Regions from separate parts of the Homo sapiens genome. Here region 2 is linked to region 1. A link is a loop called in an ENCODE intact Hi-C map of the cell type or tissue named here. Cell type or tissue: heart right ventricle. All regions are shown on one strand. Links, peaks and the distances in the headings refer to the core of each region. The heading gives the core; the rest is flanking DNA.

Region 1 (9,799 bases), core at 717-8,716:
ACACTAGATTTTTGGAATAATATATTTCTAATTAGGACTATACTGTTTTTCAATGGTCTGTTAAAACATCATACAGAATATTTATTTAGTTTATTGTCATGTATTGGCTAACTTTCAGGGGCCTCAGATTCCATATGTCTTCAGTGGATTGATGAATATCAGGTTAATTTGTGCCTGCCCCAGCCATCTCTACTTTATTCTGAGGTATTCCACAATCCTCTTGTTGCAGGTGCTGCTAAAAAAAACTCAAAATTGTGTATCAAATATTTTCTTTCAACTGTAAAAAATCATCTGTGTTAAAGTGAATAAAAAGTGCATTTTGAATAACCAGCACACAATGTTTGTGTTTATTCCCTCCCTTTCTCTTTTTGAGAAATTGGTGGGTGTGATGGACAGTACTTATTAATCAAGTCACTCTTTCAGGCTGCACTGGATGTGGCCTCTGGATCATGTTTCATGTGGTACTCCAAGCAGCCACTATCTAGTGATCAGATATTTCTATACTGATTGTGAAGCAAACTCTAAAGATTGGGGCAGGGAGGTCCTTTTTATTTTATACCACTTTCTTTCTATTTATTTAGTTATTAGAGACAGGGTCCCTCCATTGCTCAGGCTGGAGTGCAGTGGCGCAATCATGGCTCATAGCAGCCTCAAACTCATGGGTTTAACCACTTTCTAATGCATGACGTGTATTGGGACTGGAAATTGAATCTTAACTTTCCACTTTATTTCTTTATTATAATTTAAAACCATTACTTAATGGATACAATGTACACTATTCTGGTGATGGGTACACTAAAAGCCCAGATTTCAATCTGCAATATACCCATATAACAAAACTGCACTTGTGCCCCCTAAATTTATACAAATAAAAGAAAAAATATTATAATAAACAACGTTGCATAAAAAATAAGATAAATGTTAAACCATCAAAAAATATAAACAGAGTAGACATATTCCCTTTATTTTCCTGACTGGTGAATTGTCCAGACCTTAGGAAAACATGAAAATATAGGTGAAACAAATAAGAAAAGCAAAGAATAATTTTGTTAAATATTCTGTTCTCTTGCCTCTCACATATTGGATTTTAAAGATACATTAGCACCCAATGGCTTGAATATACATAATGGCGGTTTTAAAATTATGGACACAAATCTTTCCACAGCATATATAGTTTCATTACATTGATTCCATCTGCCACAGATTTCACTCTCTTCTCTCTGTCTACTTTTGCCTGTTGCAACTTTGGGCAGTTGAAATTGGGGGTGGGGAATTTGTTGGGAAACAGATTTTTTTTTTTTTTTTTTGCCACATGTACCATTTCCATCTCTGAGGATTATAATTTAACACATTATCAGACCATGCTTCAAATGCAGCACCCCAAATCATTTTGACTAGTCTATAATGATGCAACTTTTAGAATATAGAAAGTCATAGATTTATAAGCCACTTAATAAGGATTTGCTCATTTGTAACTGATTATTTTTTTTTTTGAGACAGGGTCTCGCTCTTTTGCCCAGGCTAGAGTGTAGTGGCCTGATCTTGGCTCACTGCAACCTCCACCTCCTGAACTTAAGCAGTCCTTCCACCTCAGCCTCCTGAGTAGCTGGGATTACAGGCATGCACCAGCATGCCCAGCTAACTTTGTGTGTGTGTGTGTGTGTGTGTGTGTGTGTATGTGTGTGTGTGTGTGTGTGTGTGTGTGTGTTTGAGACAGGGTCTTGCTCTGTTGCCCAGGCTGGAGTGCAGTGGCCTGATCTTGGCTAACTGCAACCTCGGCCTCCCGGACTCAAGCGATTCTCATGCCTCAGCCTCCCTAATAGCTGGGATTACAGGCGCCCGCCACCACACCTGGCTAATTTTTGTATTTGTTGTAGAGACAGGGCTTCACCATGTTGGCCAGGCTGGTCTTGAACTCCTGGCCTCAAGTGATCCACCCACCTGGCCTCCCAAAGTTCTGGGATTACAGGTGTGAGCCAATGCACCGGGGCCCATAACTGATATTTTAAAAACAGAATGCCAACTTCCTGTCTTTAATGTTTTTCTGCCTCATTCATAACCCAGTGGGAAATCTCCTCATGATGTCTTAAGAAACAGTACGGTCTCATTTTTTGGAAATGGTTTGGCGATAGTCCTTCCAGAAACAGGAAGGTGTGGAATACATAATTTGTCTTCCATCTTGTAACTGTAGTTTTAAAACACACTGGAAAATCGAGGTATCAATTTGAGTAATTTCAAGCTGGGAGGTGGGATGGACATCTCTACTTTCATTTGAATTACCCAAAGTAGATCTTGCAGCAATTTTTTTTCCTCAGTGATCTAGATAATCATTTCACTTTTTTTCTCTCTTTGCTGTGGAAATGTAAAATTTACTACAGTGCAGTGTTTTTCTTACACTTGATTTTAGGGCAGATAAACTGTAATATACTGTCTTAGCCCATTTGGGCTGCCCTAACAAAATACCATAAGCTTGGTAGGCTATAAACTACAGAATTTCATTTCTCAGCTCTGGAGGCTAGGAAGTCCAAAATCAAGGCATCCGCACATTCAGGGTCTGGTGAGGTCTTGATTTCTGGTTCACAGATGGCACCTTCCAGCTCTGTGGAAGGGGGAAGGGGTTTCTCCTGGGCCTCTTTTATAAGGACACTAATCCCATTTATGAGGGCTTCACCCTTGTGACCTAATCACCTTCCAAAGGCCCCATCTCCTTATAATGCCATAACCTTGGGGGGTTAGGATTTCAACCTATGAATTTTGGAGGGGGACAAAAAGATTCAGAGCATAGCATACACCTTTTGATAAAACGTTAATGTGCATGATTTGGGATATTCACTAATGTTTTCTTTTTCCAAACTGGTCATTTTAATTTCCTCAAGTTTCCATCACCAAAAGAGCTCTCATTCTTTACTACTTTCTCTTTAAGAGAAGGAAGGGATAATGACAAAAGCTAGGCATGTTTATGGAATAAAGGAAAAATTATTAAATGCCTTCTTACTGATATGCTTGCCAAAACTGGTGAGCAAGGATCTCTTATTCTGCTAGTGATGGTAGTGGTAATAATGTGTGAAAGGGTTTTTTTTTAAGGGGGCAAGAAGTTACTTAATATTTTCCCAGTGAAAATAAGCATCTTCACAGCTCAAGATGTGGCGTCGTCACCTGTAGTCATATAGAAACTGCTGCAGTGATCTTTGTGTCTTCATAAATCTCTTTGCCTTCTCCAAGGAAACACAGAGAATGATGATTCAGTTATATATAAATGTCTTTTTAAACAGTGGGTTTTGTGTGTGCAAGCATGTGTATTTTTAAGTAATCTGTCAGTTCCTTTCGTGCTGTATGAACTATGGGTAAATGTATAATGGTCTCACTATAACACTCCTGAATTTTAATCAGACCTGCCAAGCTGTGCCACATCTAGTTAACTGATTGATAAAAAGAATTGGGAAATGCTGCCTTAATGAAAGAAATAGCTCTTAATTCAACATTAGCTATATTGATTAGAGTAAAAATACAAATCACACTTTCCTGTGGTGCATTCATGAGGAAGCAAGAAACAGGCTCATATCATCTCTTTTCTCTTACGTTGTTCCTGGCTGCCTTAGAAACGACATATCCAAGGGTGTGTCCTGTAATATATTGCTCAACATAGAGTCTGTTAATAGATGAACAAGTGCCAGTAGCCTCTGAGTTCTCTCTTTTTCCATTTGTTCCCTGCTAGAAAACTTAGAGTGACCGATAAATGCTTTAAAATGTTCTTTTTTTCTGATTACAAAAGCCATACACATCCACCGTAGAAAAATGAAGTAATGAAAGAAATAGAAAAGCAAGATTTAAAAAATTAAAGTCATCTGTAATGTAATCCTATTAACCTGAGATAAGCAGATTTTAACATTTTAGTGTAGATTTTAATATATTTATGTATTTTTAAAATTGATTTGATACTGCACACACTGTAATCTTTTTTACTTAATATATATCTATAGTACTTAACTTTTCTCTAAGACATATATTCTTCTAAGATTATATTTGCTGTTTGCATAATATTGTATTGAAGGGTTTACCACAATTACCCATATTGCTAAACTTTTAATAAAACACTTATTGCTAGACATTTAGGTTGTTTTACAGCTGCCTTCTTTTCATAAAATAAAGCATCAGTGAAGTTCCTTAATATCAATCTTAACTCTCACCTCTGTTTATTTCCTACTAGTAAAATTTCTAGGTCAAAGATTATGAATTTTTTATTAATTTTAATATATACTGGCAAATTGGCCTCTAGAAACTTATCCCAAATGACATCAACACCAGTAGAATAAGAGGAAGACTATCTTTCCAACACCCAAACGTATGGACTATTATCTTCCTTTTTAACCCCATATGTGCAGTCTGATGGGTGAAAAAATGATCTCATGCTGTCATTTACATTTATTTAATTTTTTGAGAGTAATTGTTTATACATTCATTGGCCATTTTTATTTTTCCTTGAGTGAATGGACCCTTATGGGGGTTGGGGAACATTCATTTTTGTTTCTTATTGATTCCAAGGAAATCTTTTTTTATATTGTGGGTATTAACCTTTGATCTTATCCACATTGCTAGTTTTCTGCAATCCCCTCCCATAGATCTTGCCTTTTAATTTTGTTTATGGTATTTTAAAAATATACTGCCATATTATAGAAAAGGTTATGTTCTGATAAATTAGAAAACTGGTGGGTTGGGGAAAGAGAGGTGCTTATTTGATTTGTCCTTTGTTTCTGATTATACTCGAGACTACTTTTGTTTAGAAAGGTTATGAATCTAAGCTTTGGTCACCATGATAAAAGAATTGCTAGAAATAAAAAATATTCATTCATCCAGATGCTTTAATTGCATGATGTCAAATGACTGGTTTGAATTGAGTCTACTGCTGTAATAATCAGATTATTCTGAAGCCTTGTGTTAAATATAAATGCAGAGATAGAAACAGTTCCACTTTCAACCACAAGGGGGCAATAAAGACCGGTTAGTGTTCCGCCATAGACTAAACTTATATATATGTGTGCATATATATAGTATATATAGAGAGAGTATATATATATATTATATGTATACTTTAATTTCTGGGTTACATGTGCAGAACGTGCACATTTGTAACATAGGTATACACGTGCCATGGTGGTTTGCTGCACCCTTCATCCCATCACCTACATTAGGTAGTTCTCCTAATGTTATCCCTCCCCTAGCCCCCAACCCTTGACAGGCCACAGTGTGTGATGTTCCCCTCCCTGTGTCCACGTGTTCTTATTGTTCGACTCCCACTTATGAGTAAGAACATGCGGCGTTTGGTTTTCTGATCTTGTGATAGTTTGCTGAGAATGATAGTTTCCAGCTTCATCCATGTCCCACAAGAGGACACAAACTCATCCTTTTTCATGGCTGCATAGTATTCCATGGTGTATATGTGCCACATCTTCTTAATCCAGTCTATCATTGATGGACATTTGGGTTGGTTCCAAGTCTTTTCTACTGTGAATAGTGCCACAATAATCATACGTGTACATGTGTCTTTATAACAGAATGATTTATAATCCTTTGGGTACATGTCCTGTAATAGAATTGCTGGGTCAAAAGGTATTTCTAGTTCTAGATCCTTGAGGAATTGCCACACCATCTTCCACAATGGTTGAACTAATTTATACTCCCACCAACAGTGTAAAAGCGTTTCTATTTTTCCACAACCTTTCCAGCATCTGTTGTTTCCTAACTTTGTAATGATTGCCATTCTAACTGGCTTGAGAAGGTATCTCATTGTGGTTTTGATTTGCATTTCTCTAATGACCAGTGATGATGAGCATTTTTATATGTATGTTGGCTGAATAAATGTCTTCTTTTGAGAAGTGTCTGTTCATATCCTTCACCCACTTTTTGATGGGGTTGTTTGATTTTTTCTTGTAAATTTGTTTAAATTCTGTATAGATTCTGGATATTAGCCCTTTGTCAGATGGATAGATTGCAAAAATTTTCTCCCATTCTGTAGGTTGCCTGTTCACTCTGATAATAGTTTATTTTTCTGTGCAGAAGCTCTTTAGTTTAATTAGATCCCATTTGTCAATTTTGGCTTTTGTTGCCATTGCTTTTGGTGTTTTAGACTTGAAGTCTTTGCCCATGCCTATGTCCTGAATGGTATTGCTCAGGTTTTTTTCTAGGATGTTTATGGTCCTAGGTCTTACGTTTAAGACTTTAATCCATCTTGAATTAATTTTTGTATAAGGTGTAAGGAAGGGGTCTAGTTTCAGCTTTCCACATATGGCTAGCCAGTTTTCCCAGCACCATTTATTAAATAGGGAATCCTTTCCCCATTTCTTATTTTTGTCAGGTTTGCCAAAGATCAGATGGTGGTAGATGTGTGGTGTTATTTCTGAGACCTCTGTTCTGTTCCATTGGTCTATATATCTGTTTTGGTACCGGTACCATGCTGTTTTGGTTACTGTAGTCTTGTAGTAAAGTTTGAAGTCAGGTAGCTTGATGCCTGCAGCTTTGTTCGTCTTGCCCAGGATTGTCTTGGCTATGCGAGCTCTTTTTTGGTTCCATATGAAGTATAAAGTAGTTTTTTCCAACTCTGTGAAGAAAGTCATTGATAGCTTGATGGGGATAGCATCGAATCTATAAATTACTTTGGGCGGTAAGACCATTTTCATGATATTGATTCTTCATATCCATGTGCGTGGAATGTTTTTCCATTTGTTTGTGTCCTCTCTTATTTCCTTGAGCAGTGGTTTGTAGTTCTTGAAGGGGTCCTTCACATCCTGTGTAAGTTGTATTCCTAGGCACTTTATTCTCTTTGTAGCAATGGTGAATGGGAGTTCACTCATAGTTTGGCTCTCTGTTTGTCTGTTATTGGTGTATAGGAATGCTTGTGATTTTTGCACATTGATTTTGTATCCTTAGACTTTGCTGAAGTTGCTCATCAGCTTGAGAAGATTTTGGGCTGAGACAATGGTGTTTTCTAAATATACAATCATGGCATCTGCAAACAGAGACAATTTGACTTCCTCTCTTCCTATTTGAATACCCTGTATTGCTTTTTCTTGCCTGATTGCCCTGGCCAGAACTTCTAATACTATGTTGAATAGGAGTGGTGAGAGAGGGCATCCTTGTCTTGTGCCAGTTTTCCAAGGGAATGCTTCCTGTTTTTGCCCATTCAGTATGATATTGGCTGTGGGTTTGTCATAAATAGCTCTTATTATTTTGGGATACGTTCCATCGATATTGAGAGTTTTTAGCATGAAATGCTGTTGAATTTTGTCAAAGGACTTTTCTGCATCTATGGATATAATCATGTGGTTTTTATCATTGGTTCTGTTTATGTGATGGATTACCTTTATTGATATGTGTATGTTGAACCAGCCTTGCATCCCAGGGATGAAGCCAACTTGATTGCAGAGGATAAGGTTTTTGATGTGCTGCTGGACTCGGTTTGCCAGTATTTTGTTGAGGATTTTCACATCGATGTTCATCAGGGATACTGGCCTAAAATTCTCTTTTTTTGTTGTGTCTGTCTCTGCCAGGCTTTGGTATCAGGATGATGCTGGTCTCATAAAATGAGTTAGGGAGGATTCCCTCTTTTTCTATTGTTTGTAATAGTTTCAGAAGGAATGGTGCCATCTCCCCTTTGTACCTCTGGTAGAATTCGGCTGTGAATCCATCTAGTCCTGGACTTTTTTTTGGTTGGTAGGCTATTAATTATTGTCTCAATTTCAGAACCTGTTATTGGTCTATTCAGAGATTCAACTTCTTTGTGGTTTGTCTTGGGAGGGTGTATGTGTCCAGGAATTTATCCATTTCTTCTAGATTTTCTAGTTAATTTGCATAGAGGTGTTATAGTATTCTCTGATGGTAGTTTGTATTTCTGTGGGATCAGGGGTGATATCCCATTTATCATTTTTTATTGCGTGTATTTGATTCTTCTCTCTTTTCTTCTTTATTAATCTTGCTAGCAGTCTACCTATTTTGTTGGTCTTTTCAAAAAAACACCTCCTGGATTCATTGATTTTTTTAAGGGTTTTTTGTGTCTCTATCTCCTTCAGTTCTGATCTGATCTTAGTTACTTCTTGTCTTCTGCTAGCTTTTGAATTTGTTTGCTCTTCCTTTTCTAGTTCTTTAAATTGTGATGTTAGGGTGTCGATTTTAGATCTCTCCTGCTTTCTCTTGTGGACATTTAGTGCTATAAATTTCCCTCTAAACCCTGCTTTAAATGTGTCCAGGAGATTCTGGTATGTTGTGCCTTTGTTCTCATTGGTTTCAAAGAACATCTTTATCTCTGCTTTCATTTCGTTATTTACCCAGTAGTCATTCAGGAGCAGGTTGTTCAGTTTCCATGTAGTTGTGCGGTTTTGAGTGAGATTCTTAATCCTGAGTTCTAATTTGATTGCACTGTGGTCTGAGAGACAGTTTGTTGTAATTTCTGTTCTTTTACATTTGCTAAGGAGTCTTTTACTTCCAATTATGTGGTCAATTTTAGAATAAGTGTGATGTGGTGCTGAGAAGAATGTATATTCTGTTGATTTGGGGTGGAGAGTTCTGTAGATGTCTATTAGGTCTGCTTGGTCCAGAGCTGAGTTCAAGTCCTGAATATCCTTGTTAATTTTCTGTCTCATTGATCTGTCTAATATTGACAATGAGGTGTTAAAGTCTCCCATTATTATTGTGTGGGAGTCTAAATATCTTTGTAGGTCACTTAGAACTTGCTTTATGAATCAGGGTGCTCCTGTATTGGGTGCATATATATTTAGGATAGTTAGCTCTTCTTGTTGAATTGATCCCTTTACCATTATGTAATGGCCTTATTTGTCTCTTTTGATCTTTGTTGGTTTAAAGTCTGTTTTCTCAGAGACCAGGATTGCCACTCCTGCTTTTTTTTTTTTTTTTTTTTTTTTTTGCTTTCCATTTGCATGGTAGATCTTCCTCCATCCCTTTATTTTGAGCTTACGTTTGCCTTTGCACATGAGATGGGTCTCCTGAATACAGCACACTGATGGATCTTGACTCTTTATCCAATTTGCCAGTCGTCGTCTTTTAATTGGGGCATTTAGCCCATTTACATTTAAGGTTAATAGTGTTATGTGTGAATAAGACGGAGGTTGCAGTGAGCCAAGATCACGCCACTGCCCTCCAGCCTAGAGACAGAGCAAGACTCTGTCTCAAAAACAAACGAACAAACAAAAACAAAAACAAACAGTTCTTGTGATATCATTGGCGACAGATTGCAGTATTTAATAGATGCAAAAAGGTCTCTTTAAAACAAACAGGTTTTTTAGAAAAATTCTAAAAAAGGAAGGTTGAGTCCAGTTTAGGGGTGAGGTGCAGAAAATATGGTGATATGTGTGCCATTTTAGGTCAAATGTTGGAACAGACTCTAAGATGCTTAGATCCAATCCCTTCTTTTTATAGACAATAAAACTGATGCTGGACGTGCTGGCTCAAGCTTATAATCCCAGCACTTTGGGAGGCCAAGGCAGGCAGATCACAAGATGAGGAGATCGAGACCATCCTGGCCAACACGGTGAAACCCCGTCTCTACTAAAAATACAAAAATTAGCCAGGCGTGGTGGCATGTCCTGTAATCTCAGCTACTCAGGAGGCTGAAGCACAATAAACACTTGAACCCAGGAGGTGTATCACACCACTGCACTCCAGCCTGGGTGACAGAGCAATATTCTGCCTCAAAAAAAAAAAATTTAAAAATTAAAAAAAAAAAAAACTCAGGAACCGAGAAGTTAAGCAAATTGCTAAAGGCAATCTGGGGCTATGGTTTTAACACTGT
Region 2 (9,799 bases), core at 588-8,587, 88 kb after region 1:
TCATCCCTACTCAGTGAACTTTCTAAATAGTCCTCTTCTACTTTATCCTACCATTTCATATACCTGGTTCTGTACACGGAAAATAATTTGGTCTCCCAAGTGCTTTTGCTTAAGGTGATGCAACTGAGCAGACTTCCTGGATCTATGCCATGGCTTGTCTGAAAATGTCAAGTCCTCAGCATCCTATTTGTCTTTCCTGAAACTGGCCCATAATTGAGGCTGATTGTACTGGATTTGCAGTTGTGAAACAGCACCTGCCTTTGACTCAGCAGTGGGCACACTGCTGTGGAAAGTGAGGGGATTATAGAACACGTGGGATTTAATGTGTGGTTAGAAAGGCAATGTAAAGGTTACAGAAAGAAACTGACAATGGGCAGGAAAGAAAAGTCAGAGTTCTCAAAGCAACACTCTCTTAGTGTCTGACGATGATGTTGCTGACAGTGCAGGAGTGGGTGGCAGCAAAAGCTCATGTGTGTGACCTGCTATGTGGTTTGGAGTTGCCTATTGTCTGATTAGTATCTGAGATGACTCTTTAGGAGTGCCTGTCATTGATTAGAATCTGTGATTTGGGGCCATATGCGACATAACTCTGCAAAATGAATACCTCCCCTACCTTGTACAAAGAGAAGTGGCTCAATTTGGCATCTTACCTAGGGATTCCAATTATTCTGGGCAAGTGACTGGCTAGAAGCACTTCATTAGCACAGTAAATGTAGAGACCTCAGCCACAAAACAAAGACAAGATCTACCTGTACTCAGGATAAAATGGACTAGTCATCACACTCCAATTTCTTTGGCCACACACTCTTGGATAATAATTGTTAGCAACAGGGATATCATCTTCAGATTATCAAGGAGAGTTCTGTGTGTGTGTGTGTGTCTGCATGCACACGTGTATACTCAGATAATGAACACTACAGAAGTGCAAATTTAGGCTAGTACATCATTTGTAATGTTAAATTTATAATTTTGGCATATAACATTTGCCAACTATAACTATGTGATTGGTGTTAGTAATGCAAATTCAGATTTGTGCACAATTCTATGTAGTAATCAACCAAACTGTTCTTTACTTTAGTGTCCAGTGTCCTATTACAACAAACATTAAATTTATTCATAGTAAAACCAAAAAAGAAAAACAGAAGAAAAGACAGGAGAACAGACAGAAAGATAGACTGAAGGAAAGATAAAGTGAAAAGATTGAAGGGGGAAGAAGGAAGGAAGGAAGGATCCTAAATAATTGGAAACCACTCAGAGAAGCACCACAGCTAAGGATGCTGTTAATCTCGCCTAACTCTTCTAGTGAGGAAGGTGCTTATTAACAGTTGCAGACAAATATGTATGCATCATGAGATAATCATGAGATTATCTTTTCAGGGTTCTTGGGCATGCGTGTTCTGTAGGGTTGGATTATTGAAGGATAAGCTTCTTGAAAGGGTGTCTAGCAGGTGATGACCTGTGTGATGTGACTAGCAGAAAGATTCTGGGATAGATAAAAATGAAGCTCATTACTGCCTGCTGAAAAAAATAGTCTATTTTCTAGGCCATATAATAAATGCCCTACTCATATGCTGTGAGAGGCACTCAGGCCCTGGGGCATTGCTGATGACTCAGGCAGAAGCCTTCTTTGGGAAGGAATTACATTAGTGACCCACTAGAATCTAAGCTACATGAGGGCATGGACTCCATCTGCTTTTTTCACTGTTGTATCTCCAGAGCCTAGAATATCTGGCATCTGGCATATGATTTGCACTCAATAAATATTTGTTGAATGCATGCATGAATTAGCGGGAGTGTGATCCATTCCACACAGTAAATATTCATTTTTCCAAGTTCTGTTGCTTTTATGTTATGTAAGGGCTTCATGCCTTACATAGCATGCATTATCACAATCCCCAAATGAGTAAAATAAGATATTCATGAACATGATCACAAGCAAAAACCAATTTACCTTTGAGGAGAGGCATGACATGGTCCTATCATCCCCTAACAAGAATGTTGCAGAGTTACAAGAGCCAAGAGACAAGGAAAGTCAATGCAAACTCTGTGGAAACCTTAATGAAACTCTTCTGCACAGCTAGTGAATTGCTCTCAAGTGGCTGATGTGATGAGTAACGATTCTGAAGGTCCATTCAGAAGGAGAGAAATGATGCATATCTGGATGCTAGTCACTACACCTTCCCTAGCTGGAGCTTCACCACTCTGTTGTTCCCTGGATTCTTAACAGAGAGCCCAGCAACAGAGGCAGGGCCATTGTTCACTGGTGCCATCCTGGTGCTCACATCTGGTTTGTCTTTGGAGACTGAGAGGAATTCGGTTAACCTCTCCACTGGCCTCCCCAAGTTCACATACTTCACGTTTTTGTCTGCAAAACTCATACCTGAAATATTCTATTAAACAAAAGAATGAAGCCAAATCTTTGAAGCATCAGACTTGAACCAGTCACTGTCCAAAAGTCAAGAGAGCACTGAATGTGTCTATCATATCTGCAATTTTGTTCTTCCTTACTCCACCTGAGTCTAGGACTGTGAAACCTCCACCACCACTACTGCCCCCACACACTGGGCACCATCCCCTTAATTCCCAAGGGTGGAAGAGCTTCTTGCCTCTGATGCCAGTGCTCCTCAGCACCAGAAGTTGAGCCTCCGCTTTCAAGTAAATTGTCATATCTTTGGTAGTTGAAAATAACCCTGAAAAGAAAAATTCACACGCAGCAAAAAGATGCAGGCTTGCTCCTTAGAGATCCAACTGAAACGCCACGGTCATTGTCAGCAGATTTTTAAAAAGGTGTCTGTCTTTTTTTCAACCCCCCTCCAACTACTTAGCCTAGTGCTTCTGAAGAGTAGCTAAAGCTCTGAGAGTTTCCTCAGATTGGGGAACACAGCCTGCCTTTCAAGGTACCTCTCAGCTCTCTCTCTACTTCAATAAGTGAGATAGGCAATCCGGGGGCCATACCATCTGGGTAATTGAAGTTGAGTCCAGAAAGGTATGCCAAATGGTTCTCCAACTTTGCCCCCCAAAATGTAGCCCTAGAAGTCACTGAATTTACCAAACAATACCCATCCCAATGCAGACCTGCTGCTCCTCAGACTGAGGTTTCAGGAAGCCTGCTTATCAGCAGGGCACAGTTGCAATTTTCCCTGCATAGGGTTGAAACGTGGCAGACTCTTTTCTGGAATGAAACACTTACGAAAATGTGCTTAATCCATTTTTAGCAGTTTGGTAGTTTTTTCATGACAAAATAATATCTTTCATTCTGAAAAACATTTTGCCTATTGTAGCTTCTATACAACTTCAGCACTGCAATAAAGCCAGTTCTCGGGTGAGTATGGCAGCCAGTTGCAAAACAGGAAAAGGGTGCGATACATTTTGGAACATGATGATGCATATACTCCATAGCTTAGTGATGAGAAGAGAAAAAGGTTATGGGGTGAGGCTCAACACAACGTTGTACTCTTCCCACAGCAGAAAATGCTGAGGTCATCTTTGGAAAGTGTTGCTTCCTGTTGTTACAGGGAATTCTTCCAATTCCCACCTCTCCTGCTGTTTGTGAACGCCTAGTGCAGCTTACCCAGTTCTTTACCTCCCTTTCTCCCTTCTATACCCCAAGAGCCTGCTTCCAGCACCCTAGGAAAGCTGTATCTCTTCACCATGTCAGCCAAACATTTGGTCATAGCTACAGCCTCTCACAAGAAGGGATCTTTCCTCTCATGAAGCTGATCCTGCTATGATCTCAGCACTCAGAGATCCAATCTGGCACACAGGAGGTGGGACCGAGACAATAGACAGGTCCCCAGGGGCCTATGCCTTCCATTAGCTAAGAATTCCAGATGACCGAGTGTGAGGCCGCAGACCTAAGGGACAAGGGAATAAAAACTGCTTTCTCATTTTTCCTTATTATCATTACGTCATGCTGGCCTCTCTCTGTGTGTCAAACTTCTTGTTTGACAGAGAGAGATGCAGAGGCACTGAGCTTGAGGAAATATTCCTGCCCAGGATGCATCTTTTAACAAATGTTCACTAATTGCCTATAGTGTGCTGGGGATTTGGTGGATGATGTGTCTCTGCTCATCAGGGAGCTTGCGATAGTAGGGGAGACAGGCAAGTAATCTGGTAATGTGACAGTGTGACAGAGTGCTGCAAAGGTGAGGGTCCTGTGGGAACACATTGGACAGTCTCCTATCCTATACCCAAGGGACATGGGGGCAGCTCCAGAAGTGTTCCTTACAAAATGACAACGAGACTCAGTCCAGAAGGGTAAGAGTGGAGGGAAGAGTACTTTGGATAAAGGGAACAACATACAAAAACACCAGGAAGCTGGAGAGACAGAACAGGAAACTCTAGATGCATCAGTGGGACAAGCAGAGTGACCAACCTTGGGCTGCAGCCTGAGAGCAATGGGGAACTGTTGAAGCAGGAGAAGTGACATGTTGAGTTTTGCCACAGGAAGTGAGTTACACAGAGGAGACAAGAGCCACACCCCTCCCCGCCAGACCCCCAGCAAGGAGCTCTGTCCTGGGAGGTTCTGTAAGGCTCAGTTTCTGCCCATGGAGTGGGGATCATGATGCTTAAAGGAAACAAGGAGGGAGGGTGAGCAGATGAAAGGGCAGCTAAAGATGTTTTAGGTTATTTTACATTTACTGACCATATAGGCATTATTTGAGACTTGTAATGTTCTCAGTCCCAACTCCAAAAGCCCAGCACCCCTGTCTATATTTTAGTGTGCATTTAAAATTCTCTTCTTACCCTTTCATTTATGGTTTGAAAATTTCTCTTCCTTAATAATAACACAGCCAAAAGGGAGCTGCAGCACAGGTTCCACTCACGGCTACCTCATTATTAATCCTTCCATATAGCCAATAGGCCATGTGGAGGAGCTTCCAATCCCCTCAAACCCTCTCTGGCAAGGTTGAGGAGGCCACAGTCAGCTCCAGGATTGAACCTCAGAAGGTGGCACAGACCCCTCCCCACAGCATGCAATCAGAACTCCGCAGAGCTGGCGGGAGAGTTCCCCCTGAGGGAGAAATGAAAACGCTTGGCTTCTCACTGTTGTCGTTTTGGAGGAGAGTGTGAGAGAGTGAAGATACAGGGGAGGTGGAAAGAGAAAACCGGGAATGGAGAGGAAGTGAGGAAGAAAGAAGCAAGGCAGACAGGCACAGAAAGTGAGACGCAGAGAAGAAACTGCGAGGAAGATTGGAGATGGAGATGGACAGAGGGTCCGTGAAGGAAAATTTCAGGGAGGGGGGAGGAAGAGAGGAGTAGAGTGAAAAAAAGAAGAGAGAGCAAGAGGAAATGGGGGAGGGGAGAAGTCTCAGAGGTGTTTAGATAACACACTGGAACCTTTGAGGAAGAGTCAGGCAGGAGAAAATGGAGCTGCCAAAGCACCTTGTTGCTGTAAGCAAATGTGCAGGAGGCAAGGGAAGAGGCCAGCCCACCCCTCTGCCTCTGTCCTCCATCCAGGGCTGAGGGCCACTAGGTCACTGCTCTTGACCCGCTGCCATTCCTCTGAAGCCTGCAAAGCCTACTGTGTCCCAGCCTTGCTCTGCATCTCTGTCCCTTCCCATGAGCCAGGCTGGGGAAGGAGTGTCTGGGAGGAGGAATTCTGAGAGCTATAGAGGACCCCAAGAGACGACCTGAGGGAGGAAAGCAGGCACGGGAATGGCTGCACAACTAACTACAAGGGCGAGGTGGGATGGGGGCAGGTAGACAGATGAAGGGACAGACAGACTGTCAAGCAGGCAGACCGCACTTGAGGAGGGTTCCCAAGTTCCTCTGTATCATGCACCTTCTGTGTCTCTGTCCAGAGAGTTGGGGGAAAGCTATTCCTGCCCTCAGCCTCTTCACCTTCTCTCTAACCTGAAGCTGTCAGCTTGAGAATACCTGGTGGCGCTGCCTAAACCCTCTCAGGTCTTTTTCCCCCTGGTAACAATCATTAGGACTTTACTGTTGGGCTCCAGCTTGGCTCCAGGATGAAAGGAAAGCTGGTCGGGAGTGGGAGGTGGGGGGCGGGGGGAGCAGGGCTGCTTACATGCCCTCCTGCAGCTGGGGAGTTAGAGGTTGGACAGAACACCTCTGGCCCTCCCCAAACAGCCATGGCAGCCCAAGCTCCTCCCTGGCACACGGGCAGGCTCTGAACCCCACTCCAGCTGCTGCCGACTGTGCCTTTAAATTACTGCTTTCGGAGGGTGCATCTAGGGGGAGGTGGGAGGCAGGAAAACATCTTCCTACCGGTCTCCCTCCTCCCTCCCCTCCAAGACTCTTCAGGGTTTGGAGAGTGATTGCTGCCCAGAGAGAATCTTTTCCAGCTCCCAGCTGGCAGGCTAAGGCCCTCCGGAGCCCAAGGCGAGCCCAAGCAGAAGCCAGTAGGGTTATCTGTGTCAGGATCATTTCCAGGGGAATAGTTCTGGCCCCTGGCAGGTAAAGACAGGCCAGAGGAGAAGAGGCAGAAGAGGAGAGAAAGCAGGCTCTTTTGCGAGCAGCCCAGGTTGGAGAAAGGCTCTGTACTTTTGGCGTTCCTGCAGGGATATCCCCTCTCACATTGGCAGCCAGGCTGAGAAAGGGCTTCAAGATCCCCGCAGAATGACAACTCTTGTTCCTGCAACCCTCTCCTTCCTTCTTCTCTGGACCCTGCCAGGGCAGGTCCTCCTCAGGTGAGCTGAGTGGGGGTGAGAAGGAGGTGCATGCAAACACTAGCCAAGGGGGATGGGCAACCTGGGCATCTGGCACACTTTCCTCTAAGTTTGCACAAAGCCCGCAGTCTGGAGGGCTTCAGGGGAGGACACGACCTCCCCCAGTTAGGACCCCAAGAGCTTTTTATTAGAGATGTCAAGGCACCGGTCATGCTGGGAATGTTTCTGCACAGGTGGAAGCTTCCTAGGCCTGGGTAGGGGCTAGGCAACTAAGCCCCAGAATGGAGGGTGTCTGCCCAGCCACCTAACCCTGTTTCCCTATCATCTGGGCCACACACTGCTCAGATCGCTAAAAATGATGGCAACATCTGTCAACTGCCAGCCCAAGAGGCTTCAGGTAGCAGGGGTTTGCCCCAAGACCACATCAGGATGGAGCTGGGCTAGACATTCTTTGGCCTTCTGCAGTCACCCTGCCTGTGCTCACTTGGTTGCTCCCTATTCCTTGAGGGGGAAAAAGTAGCAGTCACTTCCTGGGCTTGCAGGAAAGACAGGCTTTGGGCTCCCTGTAAATGTTCCCCCACCAATTGCCCCTTTCTCATTAGACCAGGAGCCAGCCTAGGTTGGCAGGGTGAGCTGAACAGGAAAGATGGCTGTAGCCTGGGCTGACCTGATCGTAAGAGGAGTGCCTCCCAAGGTGGAGGGGGTCAGTACCACTGCGGCATACTCCTCCTCCTCCTCCTGTTAATCCAAGAAACATCGCAGGGCTGCTTGCGTCTGCAAAGCCTCCTGCCCCACTGTTTGCAGACACATTGGCTGGCAGGCAGGCAGGGATGCAGAGCAGGGCAATAAACTTCTAAAGAGTGAAAAGCAGCTCAAAGTAGAATGGCAGCACAGCTGGAGTTGACAGGAGGATGCAGGCAGAAGGGGGCACCACACTGGGCCTTGCAGGCCCTCCAGGAGGGGAGGCTGCCTCAAAGCTCAAGCTCCAGTAGCAGCATTCCCACTGGGGCTTGGAAAGCAGAGGCAGTTAGAGCAAAACGGGCCCTTAGAGAGTCTGGAGTCCAAGTCCTTCGTTGTACATACGGAAACTGAGGCCTAGAGATGGGGAATGACCTGCCCAGGGTGGCTCAGCTACCTAGCACCAGAGTTAGACTTCTCTCCCTGCGCCACCCCAAGACTTTACATGAGAAAGACTGTCAGCTCTGGATCCTCCTAGGTCCTGAAGGTGTTTAGGACTTTCCAGGAATGAAAGAGAGGAAGGAGTGGCTGCACACGGTGACTCTGCTCTCAGGTCCTCAGACAAGTTAGCCCCAGAAGAGGGTACTGCAACAGGGGCTGGGGACCAAGACTGCTAAGCCCATAGCCTGTCCCAGGATACTAGGTCTAGGCTTAGCAGGAGAGGTGACCTGAGAGTGGGGCTGAGGACGGCGGGGAGGGTCCAGTTTCTCCACGTGCAGGACCATGTGGCCTCCCAGCAGGCAGGTGGCAGGTGGCCAGAAGCAGCAGCAGCACCTGGCTAGCGTGGACATCCTGTGGTGAAGTCACAGACTTCTGCTTGCTCCAGCACCACCACCAGCCTCCTTGGATTTTCAGAGCCTGCCTCTGTCCCCAGGGTAAGGGCTTCCTCTTCCTTAGAAGATTCAAGGAGGCAGGACTCTAGACGGTCAAGGTGGGGCTGCCACTGACCTTCCCCTACTTTGGCTCCTTGGCAGCCCACCCTGGGCTGCCTGCACCATAGTATTGTGATAGATAGAGCTAGTTTTGAAGTCAGTAGCTCTTGATTTGAATCCCGGCTTTACCACTCACTGGCTGCATGATCGTGAAGAATTCACCTCACCTTGCTGATCCTCAGTCTTCTCATTTATATAATGGGGGTAATCATAATACTTAGTTGAGAGGACTAATGTGAGAACTAAACTAGACAGAGTGTGTAAAGCATTTAGCATGGGGCCTTAGCTATTTTTATTATTCTATCGGTCACTGGATAGTACATGGATCTACTGGGAAAGAGGAGCCCACTGGCTAGAAGAAGACTAGTCCCCAGCAGGACAGCAGTTACCCTGCTGCCCAGTCCCACAGTGCGGCAGCGGCAGTGACAGTGGTGGAGTCGGCTATAGAGCAATGACAGCAGGCAGGAGGGAGCAGGAGGTGCCTGGCCCAGCCTGGAGTCCAGCTGAGCTCAGCCCTGAGCACTGCTCCTGTCCCCAAGGCTTTGCTAAGCTCCTAGTCCCTAGTTTATCTGTTAGCTGGCAAGTTGGTAAGTAGGCATATGAAAGGGGCTTTGCTGCTATTAGAGGGAAACCCGTTAGGGGAAAAGGGGGCTGGCTTCTAAGCTATGCCAAAGCACACTGGCTCCTTCCTCAAAATCAAGCTGTTAGCGGGGAAAATACGGGAGTTGACCTCAGCATGTCTACCCTACCAGGAGGCTTTTTCCCATCCCTAGAGTCCTGCTTCCCCACCATAGTTGCCAAAACTAGTTCACCTGCCTGCAGTGGCATGGTCCTTAACTAAAACGTAGCTCAAACATAGCTTCCTGTTGGAGCACACACCAGAAGCCAAAACTCCCTCTTCAGAAGCTGGGTCCTACTTCCTGAGCAGCCCAGCATAAAGCCCAAGCAACTGAAGCCAACTCTCAGAAATACAAGTTGTCCTTGAGCCCTTCCCATCCTTGACTAGGCTAGACGGGCAAAACTTTGTAGTAGCCACATCATTTCCCGCAAGACATCACTCATTGAGTGTTTTCCAAGTACCTTCAGAAAGAGAACACTGGACGAGGCCTCAGCCTAGGGTTTGAGTCCTGACCCTGTCACTAGCTCTGAGACTTTGAACAAGTCAGTCCTCCTTTTGAAGCCTCAGTTTTCTCATCTGTAAAATGGGAATAACAGTCCTCACTCCCATCTCACTGAGAATTGGGAGGGTAAGAAGACCTACTGTCTGTGAAAACACTTTACTAGTACTAACTGGCAGGCTGCCGTGTTGACTTATGGCGTTTTTGTTCTCATTTTGCAAATGGCACCCAGAGACCCATTGTCTTCTATCCTCCTGCCTGAGGGGTATGGAAACTGAGAGTCTGTGATAAGTGCAGCACATAACTGGCCTCAGACTTTTTTACCTCTCCTGTCCAGGGTGGCCTTGGCAAAAGAGGAAGTCAAATCTGGAACCAAGGGGTC

What was found. Peaks named below come from ENCODE experiments on the same cell type or tissue, not always from the same donor. Only the 100,000 strongest peaks of a DNase experiment are listed, where the experiment ranks them.
Region 2: it touches region 1 in a loop (2.7-fold over the local background); 1 of 110 quality-filtered maps calls a loop at or near these places.

What each region holds. Positions count from the first base shown.
Region 1 is chrX:103,812,861-103,822,659 of GRCh38, reverse strand. It overlaps RAB9B (RAB9B, member RAS oncogene family), which reads left to right. Exons shown (of 3, transcript NM_016370.4): 3 at 1-333. Among named protein-coding and RNA genes, the nearest start is that of RAB9B, 14 kb to the left of the region's middle. In heart right ventricle, for the core only: a CTCF peak has its summit at 4,974 (motif pointing right); no DNase peak of the experiment used is centred there.
Region 2 is chrX:103,724,984-103,734,782 of GRCh38, reverse strand. It overlaps the pseudogene GLRA4. Among named protein-coding and RNA genes, the nearest start is that of TMEM31, 19 kb to the right of the region's middle. RefSeq lists an enhancer at 3,047-3,920. In heart right ventricle, for the core only: no CTCF peak of the experiment used is centred there; a DNase peak (open chromatin) is centred at 3,782; H3K27ac peaks cover 1,779 bases.